Linked DNA regions of Homo sapiens: region 1 is linked to region 2. A link is a loop called in an ENCODE intact Hi-C map of the cell type or tissue named here. Cell type or tissue: mammary epithelial cell. All regions are shown on one strand. Links, peaks and the distances in the headings refer to the core of each region. The heading gives the core; the rest is flanking DNA.

The links. Hi-C counts contacts between places; a loop is a spot of excess contacts. Peaks named below come from ENCODE experiments on the same cell type or tissue, not always from the same donor. Only the 100,000 strongest peaks of a DNase experiment are listed, where the experiment ranks them.
Region 1: it touches region 2 in a loop (2.3-fold over the local background); 9 of 110 quality-filtered maps call a loop at or near these places.

What each region holds. Positions count from the first base shown.
Region 1 is chr10:93,019,829-93,035,316 of GRCh38, reverse strand. The region is part of intron 20 of EXOC6 (exocyst complex component 6); the gene reads right to left. Among named protein-coding and RNA genes, the nearest start is that of CYP26C1, 33 kb to the left of the region's middle. In mammary epithelial cell, for the core only: no CTCF peak of the experiment used is centred there; a DNase peak (open chromatin) is centred at 6,226; H3K27ac peaks cover 389 bases.
Region 2 is chr10:92,955,836-92,970,306 of GRCh38, reverse strand. All of the region lies in intron 17 of EXOC6 (exocyst complex component 6), which reads right to left. Among named protein-coding and RNA genes, the nearest start is that of CYP26C1, 98 kb to the left of the region's middle. In mammary epithelial cell, for the core only: a CTCF peak has its summit at 4,899 (motif pointing left); no DNase peak of the experiment used is centred there; H3K27ac peaks cover 872 bases.

The DNA.
Region 1 (15,488 bases), core at 2,428-10,427, 63 kb before region 2:
TCATAAAAATTTGAGTTCAAAGTTCATATCGATAGCTGAAGGCATAAGCACCTATCACCTACATATTTAAGCACATAAACTATAAACTTCCGGAATTATGACACTGGAGCAAAAAGAAGAAAAACGCAAAAGTCATTTAGGTTCAGACTAATCCTTTAAAATCTAAGCTTTCCCAAAAGGGCAGCATACTTTTCTAATATCTGGACCTTAAGGTAAACTTTGTGAGATGTCTGGTCTTGTTATATTCAGAAGTAAACCCAAATGTATCTTCCTTTAATTCTTTGGCACTTCAAATGAATTTAGGATTGTCTGAGGAAAAAATGCTTGCTGGAGGAGCTGTGTGAACAAGCTTGTTGTCCTGCTACTATATCTAGTCAAGCATTCAGATACTACAACTTTGGCAAATCCCATTAATACTTTAAGAAGTCAACGACTTTAAAACTTCTAAAGAAAGTTCCTGTGAAGTAGTCACAGGGGCAAGTTTAAGCAGGCAGGGTGTGTATACAATATAGTAACAAAATAATGCAAACAAAAGAAGATTTGTTTAATTATAGTGGAAATAATTGTTATTTAAAAGTGCCTTCTTCCTCATCATAAAAGAATAAACTGGACCAGTGGCAAAAGAATTGTATGTTGTGATGCCTTAAGATTAGAAACAGAAGACAGAAATTTCAAAGTAAAGTCCTGGCAGACGTCCAGTCTCTATGGCAAGAATTCTGGCCAAACAATTCCTTCATAAGATTCAAAGCTTGTTCATGTCCCTTTAGACAGAACTCAAAGTTGTTCATTTTGAGTCAAATACAAGTGTATGTTTATCAGGGTTTTCCTATCTTTCTATGGTGATGTACATGGGAACTTCTTTCCTAAACCTTATAATCATTTGGGGGTATGGTAGAGAGAGATTATCAGGCCATGTATAAAAGGATAAAAGAAAATGGGTGAGGGGCTAAGAACAAGGAGGTGGGTGCCCAGGGTACTTCCCTTTTCAAGCAAGACTGGTGGAAGAAACTGTCAGCTTTTAATAGTTCACCTATGATATGAACCTGGCATAGCGATGCCACTGCCCTGTTGAAGTGTTAAAAACCAATAGATGGTAGCTGCTGACTCAATCAACTGATAACCTCTTTACTGCAAGCTTCACATAATTCCTAACTTTAGCAATCAAGATTAAGCATGCCAGGTAAAAGCTCTCTCCCAGAAGTAAACTCTACAACATTTTCCCTCACAGATTTCATTAAACCATTGTTAATATATATAGTTGAAATAGTTCAGGAAACAGTTTCCAAAGTCATGCAGTAGTTATTAAGAAGTGCAGGACTCCATCCTGTCTCTGATTTCCTACACAATAGTGTTCTTGTCAACAAGTCATTCAGATACTTTGGTGGCTTTCTTTTTACACTCCTAACTTTTTATCCTTTAGCTGTCTTTCAGAATCCAATAGTCTTTGTCTTCAACTTTATCTCATTACTGCCAACTAACTTATCTCTCCAATAGTCTGGCTCTTATTTAATTTCTACCACTCACTTCTTTTTCCCCAGTGCCTGGCACTCAATCATTTTTATTGAAGAAATAAATGACAAATAAACAAGCAAATAAATCAAAATCTACCCACACCTAATGCTTTTTACTGCGAACAGTTTTAGGAGTCCACTAACAAACGCTTAATTTATTTACATATTGCATTGTTCCAAACGGGTTTTAAGGCAATTTACAAAAACATATGCAAGACAAATTTAACTTAGTTAACTGAGAAAAGCCAGGGCCACGAGAAAATGAGAGTAGGAAAGATGAGGAGGTTAGTACACAAAATACATGTGATGCTATGCTATATTCCTGAGTTTTTCTGTCTCCAAAATACAGAATAAACTACCATTAATTGTACAACTCACAGTTCTCTTGAAATAAAAACAAACCAGTTGCTCAGGGTAAATTCAACTATCTGTAATACTGAAAGCAGAAATCTCTGAGTCTGCTGGGAGCTACTATGACCTACTATGAAATACAGTGAACCCAATCATCAGTAGTTACTACAGCAATTCTATCATCTGTAGTCTAGACTACCAAAACAATCATCTAATTGCTCTTCCTGATTCTAATTTTGTCCCTTTTAAATCTATTCTCCTTAAAACAGCCAGAATAAACTCTCAAAATACAAATCAGAGTATGACACTAACCTGCTTGAAACCCTTGAATGATTTCCCATCATACCTATGATCCAAACTCCTTAACAAAACCCTCAAGGCCTTACATGATTTGGCTCTGATAATCCTCCTAATTTCATTTGCCCCTCTTCCTCTTGCACACTACATTATAGCCATACTATTACCCTTTCTCTTTCCTAACAGCACCTTAGGACTTTGCTCTTGCTCTTCCCTCTGCCAGGAATGCTATTTCCCTATATTTCCCAATTTCACTCAGTTATGTGCTCAAATGCCACCGCCTTAAAGAGGGTTTCCCTGATCACCAAATCTGAAGTGGCCCACCTCACCTCCAGTCACTATCACATTAACCTGTTTTATTTTTCTCATACCATCTAAAAGCTATTTGAAATTCCATCTAAAACTATTTAAATTAGCACTCTTTGTTGTGGATCTCCCTCCAACAAAGGGGGACTGTGAGAGGAGGGATCCTGCCTATCTTGTTCACCACTGTCTTCTGCACTTAAAACAGTGCCCAAAGCAGGTGCTCAAACATTTGTCGAGTAAATGAAGAAACATCTGAAAATACGGCAGCTCTTGGTGATCTGGCTTAATCTGGACAGCTTTCAGTTTTGCTGGAGTAGTGGTGTGTAGCTATCTATTTTTAGGTCACATATGCTGCCTTTGAGATGAAAACATTAGACTTTCTTCTCAGAAAAATGCACATACAAAATTCTGCTTGAACCTCCTAAAACCAACCCATGGTTCTCAAGTTGGAACCCCTGACGTAAAGGCATGTAATGACCTTTGTGCAATGCAATCTACGTTGTTGTTTGCTGTTGTTTTTGTGACCCTCGCTCTGTTGCCCAGGATGGAGTGCAGTGGTGCAATCATAGCTCACTGCAGCCTTGACTCCCAGGCTCAAGCAATCCTCCTGACTCAGCCTCCTGACTAGCTGGGACTACAGGTGTGCACCACAATACCTGGCTGATTTTTTGCCTCAGCCTCCCAAACTGCTGGAATTACAGGCATGAGCCACCACACCCAGTCTGCAATCTATGTTACAACAAATTCCTGTCTGTGGAGACGAAGGCTAAGGGGGGAAAAAATCAATAGAAAACTACAAATTATTCATAACAGATTTCCCTATAAAGTGGTAGAACATAAGAGTGGTCAAATGTGTAATGCCTATGGCTAATGGTTGCTTAGTCCTCTTGCAGTGTATTATATTGAGAAGCCCAGACTTAACAATTTATCGTGAAAGAAATGGCATATATCTTCATGATATGTGCATTTGTCTTATTAGAAAACAAATCTATGAAGTGAGGGGTAGTATTATGGGGTGCCTCTTTTAAAAATGGCATGGGGGCGGGCACGGTGGCTCATGCCTATAATCCCAGCACTTTGGTAGGCAGAGGCGGGCAGATCACCTGAGGTCAGCAGTTCAAGACCAGCCTGACCAACATGGTGACACCCCCTCTGTACTAAAAATACAAAAATTAGCTGGGTGCGGTAGCATGTGCCTGTAATCCCAGCTGCTCGGGAGGCTGAGGCAGGAAAATCGCTTGAACCTGGGAGGCGGAGGTTGCAGTGAGCTGAGATTGCGCCACTGCACTCCAGCCTGGGTGACAGAGCGAAGACTCTGCTCAAAAAAAAAAAAAAAAAAAAGAAAGAAAGAAAAAAGAAAAGAAAGAAAACGCATGGACTACACTCTTGTCTAATTAAATGAGAACATATTAGATCAGAACACAGATAAGAACAAGTCAAGCTGTAAGAGTTGATAAGTTAAAAACCAACTAAAAAATGAAAAAGAATGGGCTTTACCTTCAGAAATAATTCCTGAACTCCTGGAGGCAGAGAATCTTCCCTGGTTTCAATTAATAAAAAGATTCATGTGCAGGGTAACAAAATGACTTTTTTTTTAAAGTATTCTTTAAAAAATGATGTTGCATCAAAGAAGTGATGACAGGAAAAAGAACATATCTAGGTGTAAATTTCCCCTCTTACCTGGCAGGGAGGGCTTGGTGTCAGGTAAAGAGATCAACTGAACAAAGTAGCTTTTGTTCCTCTACCTCCTTCTCTTTCTGCATCTGTAGGTGCTCACAGCTAAATTAACGTGAAAAGTAAACCATCTGGGCCAAAAATATCTGTAAGTTCTAAAGGACTTACAGCATTTTTTCATCCTATTTTTAGTACACTAAATAGTAATACTGTTTTCTTCCTGGAAGTTTGGCTTTAAGGTTCTTATTTTGGCAAAAATTAGATTGTTTGCCTTAAGGGGAGGTGTATCTTGAAAAATGTCACTTTAACTGTATTTCTTTTTTGTTAATAATACTATGAGACACTCTACAACAAACAGAAAAACACAGAACCTATCTTGATCATTTTACTAAAACATCTACCCTTCAAATTGTTCCCATCTCATTTATAATTTATGAAGTATATTAGTAAGAGAAAAAAGTAAAAACATATTCTTTATTTTTCTCCATACTTGGAGACTGCATACTTTCTCTGCATACTTGCAGACTGTGGCTCAATAACAACAGCCTTGATGAGTCACTAAGGAATCCAACAACTGTTAGGATTTGAACTCTACATGAGCTGGTATTTTAATTTCTCAATTAAATCTTCTCATTCTTCACAAGGAATCCTGTGTTACTGTTCATGCTTCTTAAAAACAAGTTATTCTGTATGACTGACTGGTTTACTGCATCTAAGCAGCATTAATTCTCTAGTAATTATCAAACTTCATAAAATTATCTGAATGCTTTTTTTAGAAGTTCAAATTATTTTTGAAAATTTACCATTTTTTTGGCTGGGCGCAGTGGCTCACGCCTATAATCCTAGCACTTTGGGAGGTCGAGGCAGGCAGATTGCCTGAGCTCAGGTGGGCAGACTGCTTGAGCTCAGGAGTCTGCGACTAGCCTGGGCAACATGGCAAAACCCCGTCTCTACTAAACAGAAAAAACTAGGCTAGTCGCGGTGGCTCAGGCCTGTAATCTCAGCACTTTGGGAGGTCGAGGCAGGCAGATCACCTGTGGTTGGGAGTTCGAAACCAGCCTGACCAACATGGAGGAACCCTGTCTCTCCTAATAATACAAAATTAGCCGGGCGTGGTGGCACATGCCTGTAATCCCAGCTACTCAGGGGGCTGAGGCAGGAGAATCACTTGAACCTGGGAGGCAGAGGTTGCAGTGAGCCGAGATCGCGCCATTGCGCTCCAGCCTGGGCAACAAGAGCGAAACTCCATCTCAAAAAAAAAAAAAAGAAAAAAGAAAAACACTATGAGATCCATTTATTTTCAATAAATGATGCTAGGTCAATTGAATAACCATACAGAACAAAATGAATCTGGAACTTTACATCCCAAACTATGCATAAAAATCAACTTTGGATGGATTATAAACTTAAATATGAGTGGTAAAACAATAAAATTACAGAAGAAAACAAAGGAAAATATCTTTGTGATTTCAGGGGTAGGGCAAAGATTTCTTAAACAGGACATTAAAAGAATCATAAAAAATAATAAACTGGATTTCATTACTATTATGAACTTCTCCTCATCAAAAGACACTATTAAGAGTGAACAGACAAGCAACAGAGTAGAAGACATTTACAACAATACATAGACCTGATAAAGAACTCCCATTCAGAATATACAAAGAAATTCTATATATCAGTCAGACATAGACAACCCAATAGAGAAAAATGGCCTCAAATCTCGGCAGGTTATTCACAAAAGAGAACATTCAAATGGCAAATACATGGATGAAAAAAATTCAATTTTATAAGTCATCAAGAAATAAACAGGCATACTTCGGAGATACTATATGTCTGGTTCCAGACAACCTCAATAAAATGATTATCACAATAAAGTGAGTGACACAAATTTTTAGGTTACCCAGTGTAAATGAAAGTTATGTTTACACTATAGTCTATTAAGTGTGCAATAGCATGTCTGAAAAAACAACGTACACACCCTAATTAAATGTACTTTACTACAAAAAAAATGCTAATGATCATTTGAGCCTTCAGCCAGTAGCAATGTTTTTGCTGGTGGAGACTCTTGCCTCAGTGTGGATGGCTGCTGACTCATTCGGGTGGTGATTGCTGAAGGCTGAGGTGGCTATGCCAATATCTTAAAAAAAGACAACAATGAAATTTACTGCATCAATTGACTCTTCCTTTCACAAAAGGTATCTCTGAAGCATGGATACTGTTTGGCAGCATTTTACCCAGAGTAGAACATCTTTCAAAATTGGAGTCAATCCTTTCAAATTCTGCCACTTCTTTATCAACTAAGTTTATGTAATATTCTAAATTCTTTTTTTTTTTTTTTTTTTTGAGATGGAGTTTCACTCTTGTTGCCCAGGCTGGAGTGCAATGGCACGATCTCAGCTCACCGCAACCTCCGCCTCCCAGGTTCAAGCGATTCTCCTGCCTCAGTCTCCCAAGTAGCTAGGATTACAGGCATATGCCACCACGTCCAACTAATTCTGTATTTTTAGTAGAGACAGGGTTTCTCCATGTTGGTCAGGCTGGTCCTGATCTCCCGACCTCAGGTGATCCACCTGCCTCGGCCTCCCAAAGTGCTGGGATTACAGGCCTGAGCCACCGCATCCAGCATATTCTAATTTCCTTGTGAACAGCCTCTTCACCAGGGGTAGATTCCATCTCAAAAAAACACTTTCCCTGCTTATCCGTTAGAAGTAATACCTCATCCATTCAAATTTTATCATGAGATTTTAGCAACTCAATCACATTTTCAGGCTCCAGTTCTAGTTTCCTTGCTATTTCCACGGCTTCTGCAGTTAGTTCCTCCACTGAAGTCTTGAACCCCTCAAAATCATCCATGAGGAATGGAAACTTTTTTCTTTTTTTTGAAACAGGGTCTTGCTCTGTTGCCCAGGCTGGAGTGGAGTGGCACGATCATGGCTCACTGAAGTCTCGACCTCCAGGGCTCAGGCGATCCTCCCACCTAGCCTCCAGAGTAGCTGGGATTACAGGCAAGCACCACCATGCTTGGCTAGTTTTAAAAAAAATAACATATGACAGCGTCTCCTTATGTTGTCCAGGTTGGTCTCAAACTCCCAGCCTCAAGCAGTCCTCCCACCTCGGCCTCCCAAAGTGTCGGGATTACAGGGGTGAGCCACGACCAATCACAAATGTCTTTAATGGCATTTAGAATGGAGAATCCTTTCCAGAAGGCTCTCAGTTGACTTTGCCCAGACCCATCAGAGGAACTATTCTATGGTAGCTGTAGCCTTTCAAAATGTATTTTTAAATAATAAGACTTGAAAGTTGAAATCATTCCTTGATCCATGGGCTGCAGAATGAATGCTGTGTTAGCAGGCATGAAAACATTTATTTCCTTGTACATATCCATCAGAGTTCTTGAGTGATGAAGTCCATTGTTAATAAGCAGTAATATTTTGAAAGGATTCTTTTCTTCTGAGCAGGAGGTCTCAACAGTGCACTTAAAATATTCAACAAACCATGCTATAAATAGATGTGCTGTCACCCAGGCTTTGTTGTTCCATTTATAGAGCACAGGCAGATGTAACAATTCTTAAGGGCCCTTGGGTTTTTGGAATGGTCATTGAATACTGGCTTCAACTTAAAGTCACCAGATGCATTAGTCCCTAACAAGACAGTCTGAATGTCCTTTGAAACTTTAAAACCAAGTATTGCCTTCTCTTCTCTAGTTATGAAAGTCATAGTTGATACCTTTTTCCAATAGAAGGTTGTTTGATCTACACTGAAAATCTCTTGCTTAGTGTAGCCACTTCATCAATTATCTTAGTTAGATCTTCTGGATAAATTACTTGCTGTAGCCTCTCCATTAGCACTTGCTGCTTCATCTTGCACGTTTATGTTATGGAGATGGCTTCTTTCCTTAAACCTCATGAACCAACCTCAGCTACCTTCAAACTTTTCATCTGCAGCTTCCTCACTTCTCTCAGCCTTCATAGAATTGAACAGAGTTAGGCCCTCCTTGCTCTGGATTATACTTTGGCTCAAGGGAATGCTGTGGCTGGTTTCATTTTTATCCAGAACACTCGGACTTTCTCCATATCAGCAATGAGGCTATTTTGCTCTCATATCAATCTTGTGTTCACTGGAGTAGCACTTTTAATTTCCTTCAATAATTATTTCTTTGTATTCACACCTTGGCTGTTTGGTGCAAGAGGCCTTGCTTTTGGTCTATCAGCTTTCGACATGCCTTCCTCATTAAGTTAATCATTTCTAGCTTTTGTGAGAGACATGTGGCTCTTCCATTCACTTGAACACTTAGAGGCCACTGTAGGATTATTAATTAGCCTAATTTCAATATTGTTACCTCTTAGGGAATAGGGAGGCTCCAGGAGAGGAAGAGACGGGAACAGCTGGTTGGTAGAGCAGTCAGAACACACAGGTTTATTGATTAAGTTCATCATCTTATATGGGTGTGGTTCATGCACCCCAAAACAATTACAATGGTAACATCAAAGACCACTGATCACAGATCAAAAACAGACATAGTAATAATGAAAAAGTTTGAAATACTGTGAGAATTACAAAATGTGACCAAGGATACTAAGTGACCATATGCTGTTAGAAAAACGGTACTGAAAGACTTCCAGGATGCAGCAGTATCACAAACCTTAGATTTGTAAAAATCACATTATCTGTGAATTGCAACAAAGCAAAGCACAGTAAAGCAAGGTATGCCTGTATATTAAAACCACAGTGTAAAACTACCACACAGCCACTGGAATGGCTAAAAAAGAAGAGACAGACAATACCAGGTGATAACAGGGATGCAGAACAGCTAGAACTTCTCTACACTGATGGCTGAAGTATAAACTAGCACAAATGCTTCACAGTATCTATTAAAACTGATCATGTGTATACACTCCCTGACTCAGCAATTCCACTCCTAGGTAAACACTCAAACGGAAATGTGTGCATATGTTTACCAAAAGACATGTAAAAGAATGATCATGTTAGTACTACTGTAACAGCAAAACTGGAATCACTTCATATGTCTACCAAGAGCAGAACATATACATAAATTATGGTATATTTGTACAAGGGTAAACTACACAACGAAGGGAGTGAATGAACCACAGCTATACGTAACAACATGGATAAATTTCAAAGACAATGAGCAAAAGAAAGCAGAACCAAAAGTTATCCTGCATGATTTGGTGTATACAAAGTTAAAACTTAGGCTACTTTTATCTTTGGTGTTAAAAGTCATGATAGTGGTTATCCTTGAAAGGGAGGAGAAGAATGACTAGAAAGAGGCACAGTGTGGGGTGGGGGCTCTCTTTTGAGGTACTGGTCAAGTTCTCTTTCTTGATCTATGTGTTCTATAGATGTAGTCACCTGGTGAAAAATCAGCAGCAGTATACATATGATTTGCCCGAATGCATAATGTACTTTAATAAAACATTTATTTGAAAGTGCTATGAGATCCACATATATTTTGCACATTTAAAATTCCCTTTCAAATTCTCTACATATCATTCAAAGGAATGACCACTCCTCTTTTCTCTAGTTTGCCCAAAATTAAAATACTTGAAATAAATTAAATACTTGAAAACAAGACCTAATCCTGAATGGGTTAAGTAAATTATTATTGTGGCATAGGATTATATTTGGAAGAAGAAAATAGTACACTTGACTCATATATCTAGGCCAATAAAAACCTATTTTATATTCCTCTGCAAAGCTACACTTCTAAGCTTTAAATTAAATGTCCCAAAATTTAAAAATGGCTTCTCATATGACAAGGTATCTCATCCCTCACTAGCCTTGTAACTCTCTTTTTAGGTGCTCTCCAATTTGTGAGTGTCTATGTCATCATGCAATACACAGGCATAGTCTTAACAGCCCCAAAGCACAGTGGTCTAATCCAAATACCACAATTTCATGAATGCAGTCTAGGAATTACCATCACACAATTTGTTCATGGAGGTTAACTAAAACTACCAGATCTTTTTCGCATTGTAAGTCAGATTTCCTAAAACCTGAAATTTAAAAAAAATTATTTTTAAAAAAGTTAAACATAGACTTAATATTTTTCTTACTAAATTTAACTTTGTTGGCTTCAGCTCATCACTCAAGCCTACTCAGAATACTTTGATTCTGTCTCCTGTCATCTTGGGTAACTCTCCTGGCTTCATATAATCTACACATACAATTTGTATTTTTTCTATGTCTTAACTCAAATTATTATTTTAAAAATATGTTGATCCCTGCGGTCGGGCTTTCCAGGAAAAAAAGAGAAAAGAAAACTGTTGATCCCAAACTGTCAAAGAAAGACATTTAGAGGGCACTGCCAGCATCTTCCTTAAAGCATTTGCCAAAGGATGTTTCATGTAATAAACCCTAAAATAAGTGAGGGAGGTGCCCTGTAATGAGTTTGGGAATGCTGGGTTACTGCAGAATTCCTATCTTTAAAATTCTAATAAAAGGCCAGGCACGGTGGCTTACACCTGTAATCCCAGGACTTTGGGAGGCCTAGCTGGGTGGATCACCTGAGGTCAGGAGTTCGCAACCAGCCTGGCCAACATGGTGGAACACTGTCTTAGCCAGGCCAGGTGTGGTGGTGTGCACCTGTAATCCCAGCTACTCGGGAGGCTGAGGTAGGAAAATCGCTCGAACCCCGGAGGCAGAGGTTGCAGTGAGCCAAGACTGTGCCACTGTACTGCAGCCTGGGCAACAGAGTGAAACCGTGTCTCCAAAAAATTAAAATAAAATAAAATTCTAATAAAAATGGTCTCTAAGAGGGGTTAAAATATAAAGTGCTTCCCAAACTTACCTGACTTGGAAACCTTTTCTCATCTTGAGAAATCAGTGTTCCTGGAAAGACCCTTTGGGAAATGAAGCTCTAGGGTGGTAACAATACATCAGCCAGCATTCTTTGGGCAAAGGATTGTTTCATTAGCTTGAAACCCACCTTACTGCTTTATCATTTGACCTACCTAAACTTCTCCATATTTTCTAAAAGATTATCAAGATACGATCAAATGAAATAATGATATCTTGCCAGTGTAAGTAACTTCTCACAAAATGCAACAGGATCAGTTAAAGAGGATTTAGTATAGTATTAGTGAAGCAATGGATGCTCAATCTACTGTGGAAATTATATGCCGTTAGAAGCTATGAAAGTGAGAGACACCTTCTTTAAAGTTTTCCATCAAAATGGCTATATTTAAAAAGCTTTGGCGATTAAAAAATAATCTTTGGTCACCTGGAAAATTCAGTTATATGTGACACCTCATTTCCCAGTGATATTTAGTGAAATATCTCTATGTATTAAGAATGAGTTATTAAAAAAATAAGTTATAAAAAATTATCACTGAATACTGCATATTATACAAAGAATCTTAATATAGTTTAAATTTTTTTAAGTTTTCATATATTGCCAAAAGAATTTCACATATGCATCTGAAATCCACTTGAAATATTATATTTAACAAAACATATGGTCTTTGTAAATGAAAACAGACACAAATAAGTATATCAAGTCCATCATTTAGCAACTTAATTTCAGAATAGGGGGTAACAGGATGATAGGCTTTACTTGTAAAAAAAATTTACACGAACAAATCATATTCACAAAGCACATTTAAATTGATGGAGGCAGCATATTCACATAATGTGGCACCAGTACCGCTAATCCTCCACATTGTCTACTAGAGCAGTAGGACTTAAGATGTTGTTGAGATAACTGGCTTCCATTAGCAAGTATGTGATTGGCAGGATGATAAAGTCTTTTCAATCACAGGTCAGCTATTTCCTTTTCCTTAGAAGAGGGCAATCCCGATGATCTATCTTTTAGCTAGTCTCTCATAGAGTCCCAATTCTCTTGCCTTCAGCTTTGATATGGTTCTAACTTTCCTCTTGTATCAGCTCATACTTGTCATCAACTCCTCTATTCAGAACAGCAAATATCAGGAGTTTGACCTCAGGGCAAAGTCCGGGTGGGCAGGTAAAATCTGACCACTGGACCTACTTCCTAATCTTTCATAGCAACTCATGAAGCAGTATCAAATTCAAACTAAAAAAAAACAGAAGCATGACCCCTTATAAGTACTATGAAAAGGGCTCTTTTGCCTTTCTAAGTATGCTTGAAAAGAACTGTCAACCACCCTATTAAGACAGAAATGGATCACAGACTGAAAAAAAAAAAAAAAAGAAGGAAAAGTGAAGAACCCCAACTGAAATGTAAATAAAGGTGTTAGCAACCCCTTTATATTTGGTGGTATACTACTTCATATAAAAGTGTTAAAGCAATATGCTATGAAATAGCTTTATGAAGTAAGGAACATAAAAGCCCTATTGAAACTTTAAAGCATCCTTATTTAAATAATCACTAACATCTGATTAAAAAAAAAACTTTTATCACCTCATGTGAGACTTCACTTTTCAAGACCAGTTTTATTTTTATTTTTTGCCAATTCCCCATACTTGGCATTTCACCACTTAACTATTTGTAAACTAATTTTAAAAACAAATATAAGCAAAAAAACAAATATAGGTGAAAAATATCTATCTTTTTCAATTTATTAAGTCCAAGCTGCTAAAATAATAAAATTCAAGCCATGCCACAGTGATCTAGCAGCTAAGGAATTAGTTGCATATTCTTATTTTGGAATACAGAAGTCCAAGAAGAGTATGATTACATTTTGACAATAATAATCAGAAAAAAGTATTTTAAGCCCCTTTTAAAACTAGAAAAATTAAAATGTAATAAAATAACTCACCCAAAATTTTCTATCCACTGATCCCTTCCACTGCATATTTACTACATTCTCAAAAATTGTTTTATATTTAGTTATTTCTACATAAATCTTGTATTCTAACAATTCTACACACATCATCATAGATTTCACAATTCTACATGTTTCATAATAGATTTTTAAAATTAACTTAGAAGTCTCTTAGATTACATTGATGAGGAAAAGTCAACCAGGACTTAATGCCCTCTAAGTGCACATACTTGAAAAGTAAATTCAACAAAAATGACTTGAGATGTTTATTAATATTTATAAGTATGTCTTAGTAACGATTCCCTAGTGAGCTATATACTTGTAAAGAGGCCTTCTATGCTGTCAAATGATGATTCTCTTTGAAGGAAGGAAGTACGTGGGGTCAGTGTTTTAATCTCCATTAAACCAACCATCTATCTATCCGGAAAAATCAAAGAACAGAATCCTTATGAACAGTTTCATAAACTATGTGGTCCTACTCACAATCCTACAATGAGATTATAAACTAGTTAACATCACATAAACGAATTACCACCATAAAAATTCATATACAACTGAGAAAATATCACATGAGAAATTTCAAACTTTCTATAAACAGATTATTCATATACAATGAGAATTATTCTCAAATCATCTCCTCTTAAAGCTGTCCTTTGGATTGGAGAATATGTTTACGTCCTTGCAACTTACACCAGTAGGAAACTTACCCCACTAAGTGACCTTAAACTAACTGGGAAATGAATATACAATCAATCCTGTTTTCAACTTGCTAAAGAATCCTGTTTTCAATAGTACATCACCTTGTTCAGGGAAATAGCACTGCAACAGAGGGAACTCCTTCTAAAGGAAATGGATCTACTGTCAACAGAAAGAATCTCTTCTGGTAAACCGGAATGAAGTTGAGAGTTGTAGGGATAAAGCGAAAACTCCCTCACCCTTGGAAGTTTAACTGAAACATCAACTAACAAAAGGCAAATTAATAGGAGAAATGCCATATACATTTATTAGCATGCATGAGAGAGAATCGCAGAGTGATTTTTCCACTATGCAATGGGGTATAGATGGTTACATGTTTTTGTTTGGTTTGTTTTGTTTTGTTTTAGAGGTAGGGTCTTGCTATGTTGCCCAGACTGGTCTTGACACCCGGCTTCAAGTGATCCTCCTACCTCAGCCTCCCAAGTGCTGGGATTACAGGTGTGAGCCACCATGCCTGACCCTGTATCTTTTTTCTTATGGGAAAGGGAGATGGGGAAAGTGTGGATGATTTTAGGAGGGTAGTGAATGATTTCTAGGGGAACTTAATGGGAATGAAGAACATACAATGGTCTGGGACAAAGTCTGTTGAGCCTATGTGACAAAAGTCTGCCCAGGTGTGTTGACAGACTTCAGTCTTTCTTCTTGCATGAGTTTAGCTAATACAAGGGAAGGAACCAGAGGTAACCGTTTTCTTCCTTGACAGGTCCAAACTTCAAGCAGATGAGGGAATTTTAGAGAACAACTTTATCCTGTACTTTGGGAGAGACAAAGTATTGAGAGATGGTGGGGCAGTGGGCGGGGGTGGGAAAGAGGCCAGAGAGACCTCAGTGCTGCTTCTTCCGTTCAGCATGTCAAAGCACTGTATTTTAGAGTACTGGTTTCTGAGCCCCAACATTTCCCTGTCTAAAACTTCCCTAGAAGTTTCACATATTAAAAGCTGAGTTAGTGGCTGTGAAAAGACAAATCAAGTTAGTAACTCAATGGCAAAAGATCTCATCAAATCAGTCTCTTATTTTGGGGAATAGGCCAGTCCAATTAAACAGCTGTGTCTTATTTTAGAAGACAGCATTGCAGATGGGCCCTCGAAGCTAGGCCTCTATATGTAAGGTAGGCAAACATATTTTTAATAAGAGGCATCTCTACAGAAACAGAAGAAAAACAATGGTCCATGTCTGGAGTAGTCTATAAGCTAATTATTGGAGTCTCTGAAGCATCTTCAGGTTGCAGTGGCAATCTGACACATTTATTATTATTATTATTATTATGGTTTGAATCAGGTATTCAAGCAAACTTTTTGCACAGTCCATATATCTGTAGGCATAAAGGCTGTTAATATGTAAGTTGCTCTGGTGATTTTTGTTGAAGTTTATATTAAGTTCTAGCTTTAGGGCTTTAAGAAAAGCAGTTTTAATTTTTAGTGATTTTAAGTGAGAAAAATGTGAAAACATTAGTTTGGAGACTTGTAGCTAAAAAAGAATTTAGGATTTGTTCTAAATTGCAGGCAAATAATAAAAACTCAAAAATAATGGACAAGGCTAGAATCTAATACATGTATACTATGGTTTTTCCTTTAATATGTATTTTTTCTAGTCCCCCTTTTAAAAAAATCAAATACAAATTATACTAGGACCAATTTATTTGTAAAATAAATTTTAGTCTTACCATATTTGGCCTGATTATTTGTATAGTGCAGCAAGAATAGTGATTCACCATATGGACTTTTTAAAAACGGACTTCACTGGAACTTTTAATAAGGAATTTTGGATTAGACTTTTAAAAGCCTCAAGGGTAGGAAAGCAAGCTGAGCATTTGCCATCAGACTGTGCCTCTA
Region 2 (14,471 bases), core at 1-8,000:
GGGTATAATGACAAGAAAAAGAAGTCTGTACATGTTCAGTACAGATGCACCACGCATTTTTTCTTCCAAATATTTTTGATCTATGATAGGCTGAATCCAAGATGGGGAACCCAGAGATATGGAATGAAGGCAGGAAGTGTGTGTCTGTTTTCATTCACTGATATATCCCTAGCACCGAGAACAGTGCTTGGCACATAGTAAGCAGTAGATGAGCACTTGTTAAATGAAAAAAGGAAATCACCCCTGTCTTGAAAAAAGTTTATAATCTAGTTGAGGACAGAAAATCTAGATAAGGATAGAAAATACAATAGTCGACCAGGTGCGGTGGCTCACATCTGTAATCCCAGCTCTTTGGGAGGCCAAGGTGGGTGGATCACCTGACGTCAGAAGTTCGAGACCAGCCTGGCCAACATGGTGAAACCCTGTCTCTACCAAAAATACAAAAATTAGCCGGGCGTGGTGGTGTACGCCTATAATCCCAGCTACTCAGGAGGCTGAGGCATGAGAATTGCTTGAACCCGGAAGGCAGAGGTTGCAGTGAGCTGAGATCGCGCCACTGCACTCCAGCCTGGGCAACAGAGTGAAACTCCATCTCAAAAAAATAAATAAATAAAAATAAAAGAAAGAAAATACAATAATCCCAAAATGAATAAACATGCACAAATTAATACTAACTACATGTATAGTAAAGGTATACCAAATAAGAAGAGATCATGTTGGTTAGAAATAGGGTTTCATGGAGGAAAAGCTACATGGTGATATGGAAAAATAGGAATCTAGAAGAAGTATTTATGTGGTGGCTGTTCCAGTTACTATTTTTGAGTTAGTGGCTTAAAATAACAAATATTTTGTTATACTCACAGGTTCTATGGGTCAGGAAACAGTGGAGATGACTTTGTACTACAGCATCTGTGACCTCAGCTGGAAAAGACTTGAAGGCTGGCAATAAGACTCAATAGCTGGGGATTAGAATCATCTGGAGGCTTCCTCACTCATATGTCTGGCACCGGGGATGGGTAGCCTTTCCATGTTGCTTGGCTGCCTCAAAGCCAAGCACTTTAGTGTTTCCTCAAAGCACTAAAGTGGCTAAAGAGTAACTGGGCTTCTTACATGGCAGCACAGGGCTCCAAGCATGTGTGCTCCATGCTTGGAATAAAGGCAATAACACATTGCCTTTTATGTCCTAGCCTCAGAAGTCTAAAGTCTCAAATGATTTTTACTGTACTCTCTTGGTCAAAGCTGTCACAAGTCTGCCCAGATCAAGAGAAGGGGATACAGGTCCCCACTTCTCAATGAGAGAAGTGTCAAGGAATTTGTAGCCATTTAAAAAATCCATTCCTGCTAATAATGAGTAACGAAGAAATGACTCATAAAGAATATGGGTTAATACTTCCACTTACTTAATAGAAAAAAACAAAACGGTTTTGGGAAAATGGGAAGGTGTCTGATTCCCACTATTTCACTTATCTTTACATCTTAAGCAAATTAACTTAATTTCTTATTTATGAAATGAGAATCATCCCCATCTCACAGGGCTGTTTTGAGCATTATACAAGCTTCTATAATTAAAACAAAGTACCTAACAGTAATTGGCACCCAGAAGGGGCTAAAACAAATTAGTTTTCTTATACTTACTTATGTTTTTTTACCTAGTAATGCTCAATAAATGTCTTACTAAAAGAACTGTATGGAGACTATTAATATATCACAATTCCAAGCCTTCCAAATTGCCCAAGTTGGCTTAACTTAGTGTAGTTATTTTTACGTAAGGGAGAAAAAAATGGGTATTAAACATTAACAGAATTTTTTTTATGTAAAACATGGCAGGCACAGTGGTTTATGCCTATAATCCCAGCAGTTTGGGAGGCTGAGGCAGGAGGATCACTTGAGGCCAGGAGTTAAATAACTGCCTGGGCAACATAGTGAGACTCTGTCTCTACCAAAAAATAAAAAGTTTAGCTGGTCATGGTGGCTTGTGCCTATAGTCCTAGCTACTCAGGAGGCTGAGGTGGGAGGATCGCTTGAGCTCAGGAGTTTGAGGCTGCAGTAAGCTACGATTGCACCACTGCACTGCAGCCTGGGTGACAGAGCAAGACCTTGCCTTTAAAAAAAAAAAAAAAAAAAGGTGAAACACTAACCAGTGGAAAGGGGTGTCATATTTAACATGTATAATTCATGGCAGTAACACCTATTTCTCTTTAACTTCATTAACATTAGGGGCAGGTACCTAAGATGGTAAATGCTTATGACCTACAGAACTAAAGATAACACACCTTAATGACATCATTTGTAAGTCAATTTTCTCAAAGCAATATAAAAATATGTATTTACCATTTTGCATTTTGCCCCAGTGTTCATAATCAGTTCCCTCATTCATGTCTCACTACATTTACTGAATCTAAGCAGATGAATATAGTTCACTACACAACTGAAGAGAGGCAGTAATTCCAGAAGGCAGCTGGATAAGAGAACCCTAAACCTCAGAACTATGTACAATCATCTCATAAATACTCAACCTGCTTCCCTTCTATCGCCAGGCAAAGAAAATTGAGAGTCTGATTGCTCCTATCTTTCGCTGCATTTCCTATCTGCACTCAGACCACTATTTATGATTTCTTTTGCTTTTTTGGGATGCCTCTAATATAGGCAGGAAGAGAAGATGCATAACAAGCTTTTAAAAGCCAGATTCAAGAAGCTCCCCTCCTCCAAACTTACAGAGCTAAAGTACTTGGTTAACTTTAGATTGATATAAAACTGGGTATTTTATTAAAACCAAATTTAAATCCAGCTTTAATTCTCTTTTTTAGTTTATAGAATTTTATTAAAATAAAATAAAGATGTTAGTTCACATTTTCCTAGATTTAAAAAAGCAATATGGGACAATTGAAATATTAACCAAAAGTTGAGGGGGTGGTAGAGACCAAATATCTAGAAATTTTTAAGTCACGAGGGAAAAAACACTATTTTTATCTGAAAGAAGAAAATTTTAAATGATGACAAAACCATTCACACCATCACACTAAAAAGCTTCTGCACAGCAAAAGAAACTACCTTCAGAGTGAACAGGCAACCTACAAATGGGAGAAAATTTTTGCAACCTACTCATCTGACAAAGGGCTAATATCCAGAATCTACAATGAACTCAAACAAATTTACAAGAAAAAAACAAACAACCCCATCAAAAAGTGGGCGAAGGATATGACCAGACACTTCTCAAAAGAAGACATTTATGCAGCCAAAAGACACATGAAAAAATGCTCATCATCACTGGCCATCAGAGAAATGCAAATCAAAACCACAATGAGATACCATCTCACACCAGTTAGAATGGCAATCATTAAAAAGTCAGGAAACAACAGGTGCTGGAGAGGATGTGGAGAAACAGGAACACTTTTACACTGTTGGTGGGACTGTAAACTAGTTCAACCATTGTGGAAGTCAGTGTGGCGATTCCGCAGGGATCTAGAACTAGAAATACCATTTGACCCAGCCATCCCATTACTGGGTATATACCCAAAGGACTATAAATCATGCTGCTATAAAGACACATGCACACGTATGTTTACTGCGGCACTATTCACAATAGCAAAGACTTGGAACCAACCCAAATGTCCAACAATGATAGACTGGATTAAGAAAATGTGGCACATATACATCATGGAATACTATGCAGCCATAAAAAATGATGAGTTCATGTCCTTTGTAGGGACATGGATGAAAGTGGAAATCATCATTCTCAGTAAACTATCGCAAGGACCAAAAAACCAAACACTGCATATTCTCACTCATAGATGGGAATTGAACAATGAGAACACATGGACACAGGAAGGGGAACATCACACTCTGGGGACTGATGTGGGGTGGGGGGAGGGGGGAGGGATAGCATTAGGAGATATACCTAATGCTAAATGACGAGTTAATGGGTGCAGCACACCAGCATGGCACATGTATACATATGTAACTAACCTGCACATTGTGCACATGTACCCTAAAAGTATAATAATAATAATAATAATAATAATAATTATAATTACATGCTTTCTAGACCACGTTTAGGGAAAAAGTGGTTCAGAAAACACCACTTTCTAAAAGGAACTAAGCAAAAATAAAAGGGAAAACATAAAAATTTATTTATTGCTTTTTGTTATTGTCACTAGAACTTTGTTGATAAGTCTGTTTTTCTGAGGTGACACCACAAGCAGGTTCCACTTTTCCCATAAAATATCTAAGTTAAAATAACCTTTTCTCAAGATGTTAAAAAACTTTCGGGGAAGGGTACCTAATATTTTTTAAGGTTTATTAATGCTTTCCACGGGCTATAATAGGAAGCAAATAAATCTATGTCAGGGAATCACGGGCTGTACTGTGTCAAAGAAAAATTTCAGACAGCACTCCCGAGCAGGAATATGATTAAAGTCAACAGTTGAAAGGACTTTTCTAAGGACTAAGAATTCTGCTTATTTTATAATCCAGACAAATATAATCATTAGAAAACATATGTGTCTGATCTTTATAGCTGCATGAACTGGCTCACTATATTTTCTTTTTAAAGAAATGGGAGCAAGGATAGAAAGAAAAGATAGAAAAGGCTTTCAATGTAACTTTTCCTGTAGTTATACATAGGAATACACTAAATTATTTGGTAAGACATTCCTAAGAGATGATTACTAATGATTACTAACGATTTAGTAATTGCTAAGGAAATTAGTTAGAACTTCTTCGGGAGTTCTACAGTTGAACCCAGAATATTCTCAATCTTATGACCTTACCAGGAGGTCAAGAGCATTATCAACTCTTGACATTCTAGTCAGCATATCAGCTAACTCTTAAATAAAATGTAAGGATTCAGTTTATAAACAAAGTAATTCTTCCTTTGTTTGTTAAGGAAATAGTGCCCTCTGGAGGCAGAAATGTATCTAGCATAATTTGAGAACTTTTAAAAAAAATTTCAATGTGTAAGAATTAAATATACTATCTGTGGTTCCCAACCATAGGTGTGCAACAGAACCCACCTGAGGAACTTTTTAAAACATATACATGCACAAATTCCACCTAGACCTCCTGGAGCATAAACATGTGTGTTTTGAATAAAAGCTAAGTAGTAATAGCTAAAGATTTTAGTAAACATATACGATTTACTGTCTATTGTCCATTCCCCCTCTTGGAATAATTCCTAAATACATTTTGGAAAATCACCCTGCCCCCATTCACAGCTATCTCATTTGGGTAAGACTGAACTGATACCTAGCTCCAAGGTTGGGTCTTGCTAAGTTTAAGTCAATTACCAGTCCCATCCTCTTACAAAAAAATTATACAGCAGCTGGTGGAGGGAGACAGTTTCTCTTCCTTTAGATGACAGGACATGACGATGTGAGGTTTGGGACTGTGAGCAGGCAGTCATTTTGCTACCAGACTGAGACAGCCTAGAGCTGCTGGGAACTGCTGGGCCACTATAAGTAGTCTGACGATGAGGCCAAAATTGCATAAAGCAGAGTTAAAAGATGGAGAGACTCTGGATCCATGGTGACATCTACTGAGCAGCAGTGCCCTATCTTTGGACATCTCAGTGTCACTGGCCAATAATTTTTCCTTTATTGTTTAAGAAAGTTTGAGTTGCTTTTTCTATCAGTTCCTGTCAATTTTCTGTTAATAACCCTGATTAATACAACTATCTTATAATAGAAACATTTATTCAATATTTAAGAAAAAAGTTACATTTAATTTTGCTCATTTAAAGCAAGGGAAATACATGTATATTTTTATGGGCTTCAAATATGTAGGCAATAGATAAAGTTAGAGCTATCACCATAAAGGTGTCCTCCCTAGTTAACTTCTTCCTGCTCTAATAAACAAAATTCCAATAATCCATTATCTTGACCTAAACATTTCTAATGTTAGTTACACTGCATATAGCATCCAACTCATTATCCAATGTCACTACTAATGCAGAAGGGAAAAAGCAAATAAGACTAACCAATATAATTTATTAATAGTATTTAGTTATAATGAAGGAAAAGGTATAATAAAATGGCCAGAGAAGCCAATAAATTATAATTTTTTAAAAATATATATATAATTTCCATTATTTATTTTAGATGTTAATGTGGCAATCAAAAGAAGTTGTTTTATTCTTTATATTCTTGTTTTATTATTTTCTTTACATTTAGTACTTAAAAATCAACCAAAAAATAAAAGAGGGATTTGTGTGCTAAGCATCTCATTAAATTAGCAAAAAGCACTAATTCACCTGGTTACTTTTCATCAGGTTTTTTCATTATATATTACTGTGATTTTTTTTTTTTTAAAAAAGAGTATTAGGCTTTAGGATATGTATTGTGCCTTATACGCATGCAAATCACAGATTACCATTTGATCAATACTCTGGGTAAAACAAAGCTCAAGATCTGCTCCATAATGAACTAAGAAATCAAAAGTTAAAAGCCATGAAAAGCTTGTAGGAATTACAAGAACTGAAGTATCATAAAGTTCTAGAAATCTCTCTAAAAGATTATCTTGCTGGGTACAGAGGCTCTCGCCTATAATCCCAACACTTTGGGAGGCTGAGGCAGGAGATCACTTAAGCCCAGGAGTTTGACACTAACAGGGGTAATATGGTGAGACCCTATCTCTACAAAAAATAAATTTTAAAAAATCGGCCAGGTAAGATGGTACGCAACTGTAATCCCAGCTACTCGGAAGCCTGAAGTGGGAAGATCACTTGAGCCCAGGAGTTCAAGGCTGCAGTGAGCCATGATCCAAAAAAAAAAAAAAAAATTGCTCTTTATAAAAAGAAATACAGTCATCATGGACTATAAGCCAGAGATTAATAATATCATAGTTCTAAAGTACGCAGGTCACAAATAGTATACTAAATGTTCTATTACAAAGGTAGGTTACTGTAAGAGTTATGTTAATTATACCAAAAACAATTTTCAGAGGGAAATACAAAGTACTTCTTAGAGAGTTAGATAATGCAAGGTGAAGTATTAGGTAAAAAGCTACAGCCCAGATACAGCTGAAGATCGAAATTTAAGTAAAGGAAACTGACACTAACTGCTTCTAGAAGAAATTACATTTTTCCCCAGAATATACATTCAAAACACATGTAAACCAAACATTATTTTAAACCAAAAATAAGCATCCTTATTAACATAAGATGAATAAATATGATTTTATATTCCATCTTCTGGGTCATTATCTGAATGTCTGAATATAACTTCAGCTTTCTGCCTTCTGTGCATGGGTTTATACCAATTCTTCCTTATCCTCATCTCTGCTGATTAAAATCTTACCCATGCTCCAAACTGATACAAATACTTAAATGCCTTCAGGGTCCAGGCAGGTAACAAGAATAAGTATGGCAGGCAGGGTATTTACCGTAGGCAGGATCATTATAGAGTTTAAGTCTCATCTAAAGGTATGCAAATTCGAAACATTTAGAAAAACCACAAAACCAAATCAAACATGTCTACAGGACCAAATTCATCTACTATTACACACTGTTGTTATTTGTTTGTAGTTATCTGCTCTTCTAGATTAAAAGAATCCTAGTGGTCAAGAACCATTCCATATCTTCCCCTCAGCAATTAGCACAGTACCACAGAAATGCACTTTAGGGCCTGACAGCGGCTTACACGTGTAATCCCAGCACTTTGGGAGGCTGAAGCAAGAGGATTGCTTGAGTCCAGGAGTTCGAGACCAGCCTGGGCAATACAGTTAGACCCTGTCTCTACAAAACAATTTTTTTTAAATCAGCCAGGGTAGTAGCATGGGCCTGTAGTCCTAGCTATTTGGGAGGCTGAGGTGGGAGGATTGCTTGAGCCCAGGAAGTTGAGGCTGCAGTAAGCCAGGATCAAGTCACTGCACTCTAACCTGGATGACAGAGTGGGACCCTGTCTCAAAAAAAAACCATATATATATATATTTTTAACATTTTTACATTACATTATATATACATTTTTGCTTAATAAACATCATTTAACATATACCCCCAAGTGAAAAATGACACTCAGTTTAGACAGAACCATCTAAGGAATTACTGCTTTGTTTACAGGACTATCTTTTGGGACACAATCAAAGCCTTACTTTAGACAAGACAGAATATTTCATTTCTTGTTCTTTATCAAAGTAGCCTGTCCTAGAATAACCTAAATCTCTCATAGAGCCACCTGCTAATTACCTCACTTGTAGAGGGAAATATGGGTTCTGAGCTATAATCAATTATCTGGAATAATTCAAAATCCAGTCTTTGGATTATCTGAGATTGTCACAGGTCACTGTAAACTAACTACTCCTCTAATTCTCCGATTACCTAAGTTATCTCCTTTTCCTTTTTAAAAAGTGGCTGCTACATTTTTACCTTTCTAGTTTTCAGGGGCTTTTGTACCTCAAAAGTGTTCACAAATAATGACTAGTGGCTTTGTGGTAGCATCTGCCACTCCTTAAGTGGTTGTTTGTCATCAGGTTTGCAAATCATCTGATATAAATAGCTTTTTAAAGTAGTCCTCAACCATTTATCTCCCTACTCTATTTCTGCTTTCCATGATCTTTATAAGTGGCATTTTCTATAATTAACTGATTACTGATGATATTAAAAAAAAAAAAACAGAAAGCGGAGCACTCTTATCTATGAGGATTGAGGTCTCTACATTTTGTTGATCCTCCTCTTTTGTTTACAGAACTGAAAAAATGTTTTTATTTTTCCTGTTACCTTTTATGTTTTTGGCAAAGTAGCATGTCCCTTATTTACTTTTCTGTTCTATTTACGAAGGGACCTACAATTACTTATTCTATCCCATATATATTTGTTACCCAATCTGCTTTTGCTTTTGGTTGTTTTCTAACTTACCTTTTAGGATTTTATGTCATTCAAATGTATTAAATCAGCTGTAAGCATAAAACTGCTTTATACAGTCCTCTCTAATGGGGGAAGACCAGAAAAGAAGTTGGTGGTAAAGGATGACAAAAGAAATAAATGTCATATACATTGCCTTTTTAAAATGGCAATCAAATTGCATACACAATAAAATGAATTTTACAAAGGAACACTCCATCAATAAAAAAGCATATAAGTAATCAGAAGCTGACATGCAATTAATCAGTCAAGGCGTAATTTTGCAAGTACCTTCACAAAGCAATACATCAGCTTTACATAGATAAAACAACAAAACATTATAATTAAAATGAAAAAATTTTAAACTGCCAATAATACCTCATTAGTTCTAAATGTTTATGCCAGTTCCTGAATTTCTATCTTTACTACTAAAAATTAAATAAATTATATTTTACCCATACCATAACATCTGTCAAAGGTCACGTATCCAGTCAATAACCAGGATGAAAGCAAAAGAAAAGTTTCTAAATAGCCAAAAGTGATACAGTTCACACTAATAAATAAGGTGTAGTAAATTCTATCATGGAATACCATATTGAATTCAAAATAAATAAACTACAGCTACATACAACAACACAAATGAAATACCCCAACTCCTGCTGAGTAAAAGAAGTCAGACACACAAAAAGATGCACTCTGTATGATTTCATTTAAATAGAACCCAGAAAAAGGCAAAACTACTCTGTGCCGTTAAAAGTCAGTACTGAGAGGAAAAAAGATAGTGACAAAGGAGAGGAATGAGGAAGGCTTCTACGGTGCTAGTAATGCTTTATTTCTTGACCTCATAGTTACAAGTGTGTTCGCCTTTTTTTTTTTTTTTTGCAATTTAAATAGACTATTTTTTAGAGTAGTTTTAGGTTAACAGCAAAACTGAACAGAAAGTACAGAGATTTACTACATACCCCACAAATTCCAAAGTCCACAGTGTACACCAGATTCACTCACAGTGTTTTACATTCTATGGGTTTTGATGCATGTATACACAATTACATACTTTTAGAGCAATAGTCTCACTGCCCTAAACATCCTCTGTGCTTCACTTAGTTATCCCTCCACCACTCCCTCACTCCTGGCTACCATTAATTTTTTTATTGCCTCCATAGCTTTCTCTTTTCCAGAATGTCACATAGTTGCAATCATACAATATGTAGACTTTTCAGACTGGCTCCTTTCACTTAATAATATGCATTTAAGTTTCCTCTATATCAATGGCTAGATAGCTCATTTCTTTTTAGTACTTAATAATATTCCATTGTCCAGATATACCAGGGTTTATTTATACATTCACCTACTGAAGGACATCTTGGTTGCTTCCAAGTTTGGGCAATTATGAATAAAGCTGCTATAAACATCCATGTGCAAGTTTTTGGGTGAACCTAAGTTTTCAACTCCTTGGGATAAATACCAAGAAGCACAATTGCTGCATCATATGGTAAGACTGCGTTTCACTTTCTAAGAAGCTGCCAAATGGTCTTCCAAGGAGGCTGTAGCATTTTGCATTCCCACCAGCAATGAGTAAGAGCTTCTGTTGCTCCACATCCCTGTCAGCGTTTGGTGTTGTCATTGTTCTGAATTTTGGCCACTCTAATAGGTGTGTAGTGGTATCTCACTGTTGTTTTAATTTGCATTTCCCTTATGACATATATATGGAACATCTTTTCATATGCTTATCTGGTATCTCTGTATCTTCTTTGCTGAGGTATATGTTAAGGTCTTTGGCCCATTTTAAAATCAATTGTTCATTTTCTTCTCATTGAGTTTTAGGAGTTCTTTGCAATTTCAGACAAGAGTCCTTTATCAGATAAGTCTTTTTCAAATATTTTCTCCCAGTTCTGTGGCTTGTCTTCTCATTCTGTTGACAGGGTCTTTCATAGAACAGAAGTCTAAAATTTTAATGAAGTTCAGTTTATCAATTATTTCTATCATGGATTTTTCCTTTGGGGAACAATCAAGACCAATTAAAAAGTCATTGCCCCACCCAAGGTCATCTAGATTTTCTCCTATGTTATCTTCTAGGGGTTTTATCATTTTGCATTTTACATACAGATCTGTGAAACATTTTGAGTCAGTTTTTGTGAAGGGTGTAAGGTCTGGTCTAGATTCATTTTTTTACATGTGGATGTCCAGTTGATTCAGCACTATTTGTTGAAAAACTATCTTTGCTACATTTTATTACCTTTGCTCCTTTGTCAAAATTCAGTTGACTATATTTATGTGGGTCTATTTCTGGGGTCTTTAATCTGTTCCATTAATCTATTTGTCTGTTGTTTGTCCAATACCACATCTTATTCATTACTACAGCTTTGTTTTGTTTTGTTTTTGAGACGGAGTTTCACTCTACCGCCAGGCTGGAGTGCAGTGGTATGATCTCGGCTCACTGCAACCTCTACCTCCCGGGTTCAAGCGATTCTCCTGCCTCAGCCTCCCGAGTAGCTGGGATTACATGTGCGCACCACCACACCCAGTTAATTTTTGTATTTTTAGTAGAGACAGGGTTTCACCATGTTGGCCAGGATGGTCTTGATCTCCTGACCTCATGATCCGCCCACCTCGCCCTCCCAAAGTGCTGGGATTACAGGCATGAGCCACTGCACCCAGCCTCATTACTACAGCTTTATAGTAAGTCTTGAAGATGGGTAGTATCAGTCCTCCAACTTTGTTCTTCTTCAATACTCTGTTGGTTCTTCTGGGTCTTCTGTCTCCATATAAAGTTAAAGATCACTTTGTCAACATCCATAGAAAAACTTGCTTGGATATTAATGGGGAATACATTAAATCTGTAGATCAAGTTGGGAAGAACTGACATGTACCATGTCCTTGCTCCATAAGAAGAGAATTTCAAGCCCTTAAAGACAATTTACTACTGTCACTTCAGCCACAATCCTAAAAGGCTTTGCTACATAGTCATTAGCAGACAAAAACAAAAAAAAGGCAAGTTAGAAAAAGAATCAGAAGTGCATTTCTTCTAGGCATTTACAGTTGCAATTACTGCCAGGACTCAAAAGACAACTCTTCAGAGTAGCAGGCTGGAAAAGCTCCTTGGAGCCAAGTTAAAGATCCCTGATGCCAAAGAGAAAGAACTGGACTATTTCTCTACCACACAAGTTAGAAAGGGAATGGTATTTCCATTTTTTTTCTTCTATACTGATGCAAATTTTTCCAGTTAGGAGAAGACTTATATTAGCTTTAAGTAGTTCTCTAATTGGGTCTGAGTTACTTTCAAAAAGCTGAGGTACTGCTTGAGGGTAGGAACTACTTATTGAACCTCTTTTATATCACTTACAGAGTTAGCAAACAAGCTAACAAAACAGTCTATATGCTATTTCATAACATAAATACTTATGACACAAGATCAGGTAGCTTGTGTGTGCATATGCAGTTTTTGAAAGGGAAGCAAATGGAGGTATAGGTATCAAGTACTTGTTTCCAGAATCATTAAGCAATCAAATAGAAAGATGTTTTCTAGGGTCACTGAACTGAAAAAAAATCAGGCTAAGAGGCTATATAATCCAATCAAATGTCTACAGCCAAGACTGTACTTCAATCGTTTTTGTGAAAGAGGTAACAGACTATTCACTATGAATGGAAATTCCCCAGTGTCCCTCAGTAATTCACTTTAATATTGATTTAACAATCCTCCCTGTTGAAATGCTTCCCCTTATCACATTTAGAGACAAATTCCTCTTGAAATAGACCAAAAGACAGAACTGAAAAATACTTGACCTTCAAATCTTAAGATGAAAACAGCTCTTGCTCACATATTAGAAAACAGAAAAGCATTTACTGAGTTCTGTGTGAAAACAGAACAAACAAATAAACAACAAAAAACAAAGATGCTTTGCTATTTACAGAGCAGAACTTGATTTCCAAGGAAATACACCAAGGAGTATGCAATGATAGTTATGGCTTCAACTCTGGAATGATGAACCAGAGCTAACATTTCTAAACATTCTTTCCCAACAGGCAGATTTTGAGAAAAGCAGTTCCAAGATCCCCTAATCTAAGAACATTGTGTTCCAGTATCTTTGGTTCTCTGGCTTATGACCGATAAGAATAATTACTTGAAGATCCCTAGAAACACAAGATGCTAAGGCAATTCATGTTTTAATCAGAGGGTACTGGGTAAGCATATTAAAAGTAATGTTAACAGTTAAATATGCCTGCAACTCTAAGCCTGAGAAATCCCTTCTTGACAGGGTATCAGTAACAGATGGATGTAAGGACAGAGAGAACAATAAAGAGAAAGTAGAGGCATTATGTAAAATCTAACATAAAAGCTAACAATCAATTTGTCCTTGGATAAATAAGTAACTAAAAACTTGTGGCATCTCCTCCTATATTATCATACTTATTATACCATATTGTTAAGTGTCTTTTATTATTTTTTTCCTCCTCTGAGCTTCTTGAGGGCAGGGATACATTTTTGTATTCTCAGAGTCTAAACAGAGTGCTCAGAGCCTGACTTACATACAGTGAATGGCTCTGGGCTAAGTATCTTCCTTACTCCTCATAATAATCATATGAGGTAGGTACTGTACTGTTACTCTAATTTTATAGATAAAGAAACCTGGAATCATTTACATTAAAGAACTTGCCCAAGGTCACAGAGCAATCTAACTTCAGAGTATATGAATTTAATCACTGTACTATATTATCTGAATAAATGAATGCCTGCTTTTTTAGGCTTCTAAGTTTTAATAGCTAATTTTATAAGTCTGCTGATTCAGATATCATTCTGCATTTGTGTCTTATGTATTGAAATGACTACATGAGATCAAGAGTCACCAGAGGAGCATAATATTTGGGGGCCAAGCAGGTAATTCTAGGATCCCAGGGTTGTTTGTGGACTTCACACTTGCAACATATGGTTAAATGTTAACACTAAATTAGTTATTTTAAAACACAAGTACATTCATTTTTTACAATGCAAGTTACTACAATAAAATCTTGGGGGTGATTGATAATATAACAAAAGTAGTTAAAGAGAATTCTTTTTAATAGGAAACTTTTAGAAAGAGCTGTAAGGTTAAATTAGCAAGCCCATTTTACAGATAAGTGATCAGTACATGGTTTATCATTAGTTTAATAAAATATTCAATTCAAGGGGATTTATACACACTAGACTAAGCCAGTGTCTCATCTATGACTCCAAATAATAAAATACCTTATGAAATTGTTTAATCTTACATTCTACCTAAAACAACCATTAATTAATCCTCAGTATATTCTGTATATTATTCAAACAGAAATCTTTCCACCCGCAAAAGAGGTAGGACTTCAATGACATGTAATAATATTTATTTTTCTTCAGATCAGAACCAATCAAGGATGGAAAACAAATCTATCCTTTTTTAATTTGTCTTACATTTTAAATTTTCAAAAATAAACACTCATATAGAATTAATTTTTAAACTGTGAAATATTAATTCAGTTAGACCTAGTCAGCACTACTATAAATCATCAAAACATGAACAAAGCATAATACACTGTAGAAAATAAGTATACTTTTCTCCATGTTAATAAGATGTTTACAGTGCCAAAAAGAAACTGACATTTACTTGCTCATTGTTGACAATGA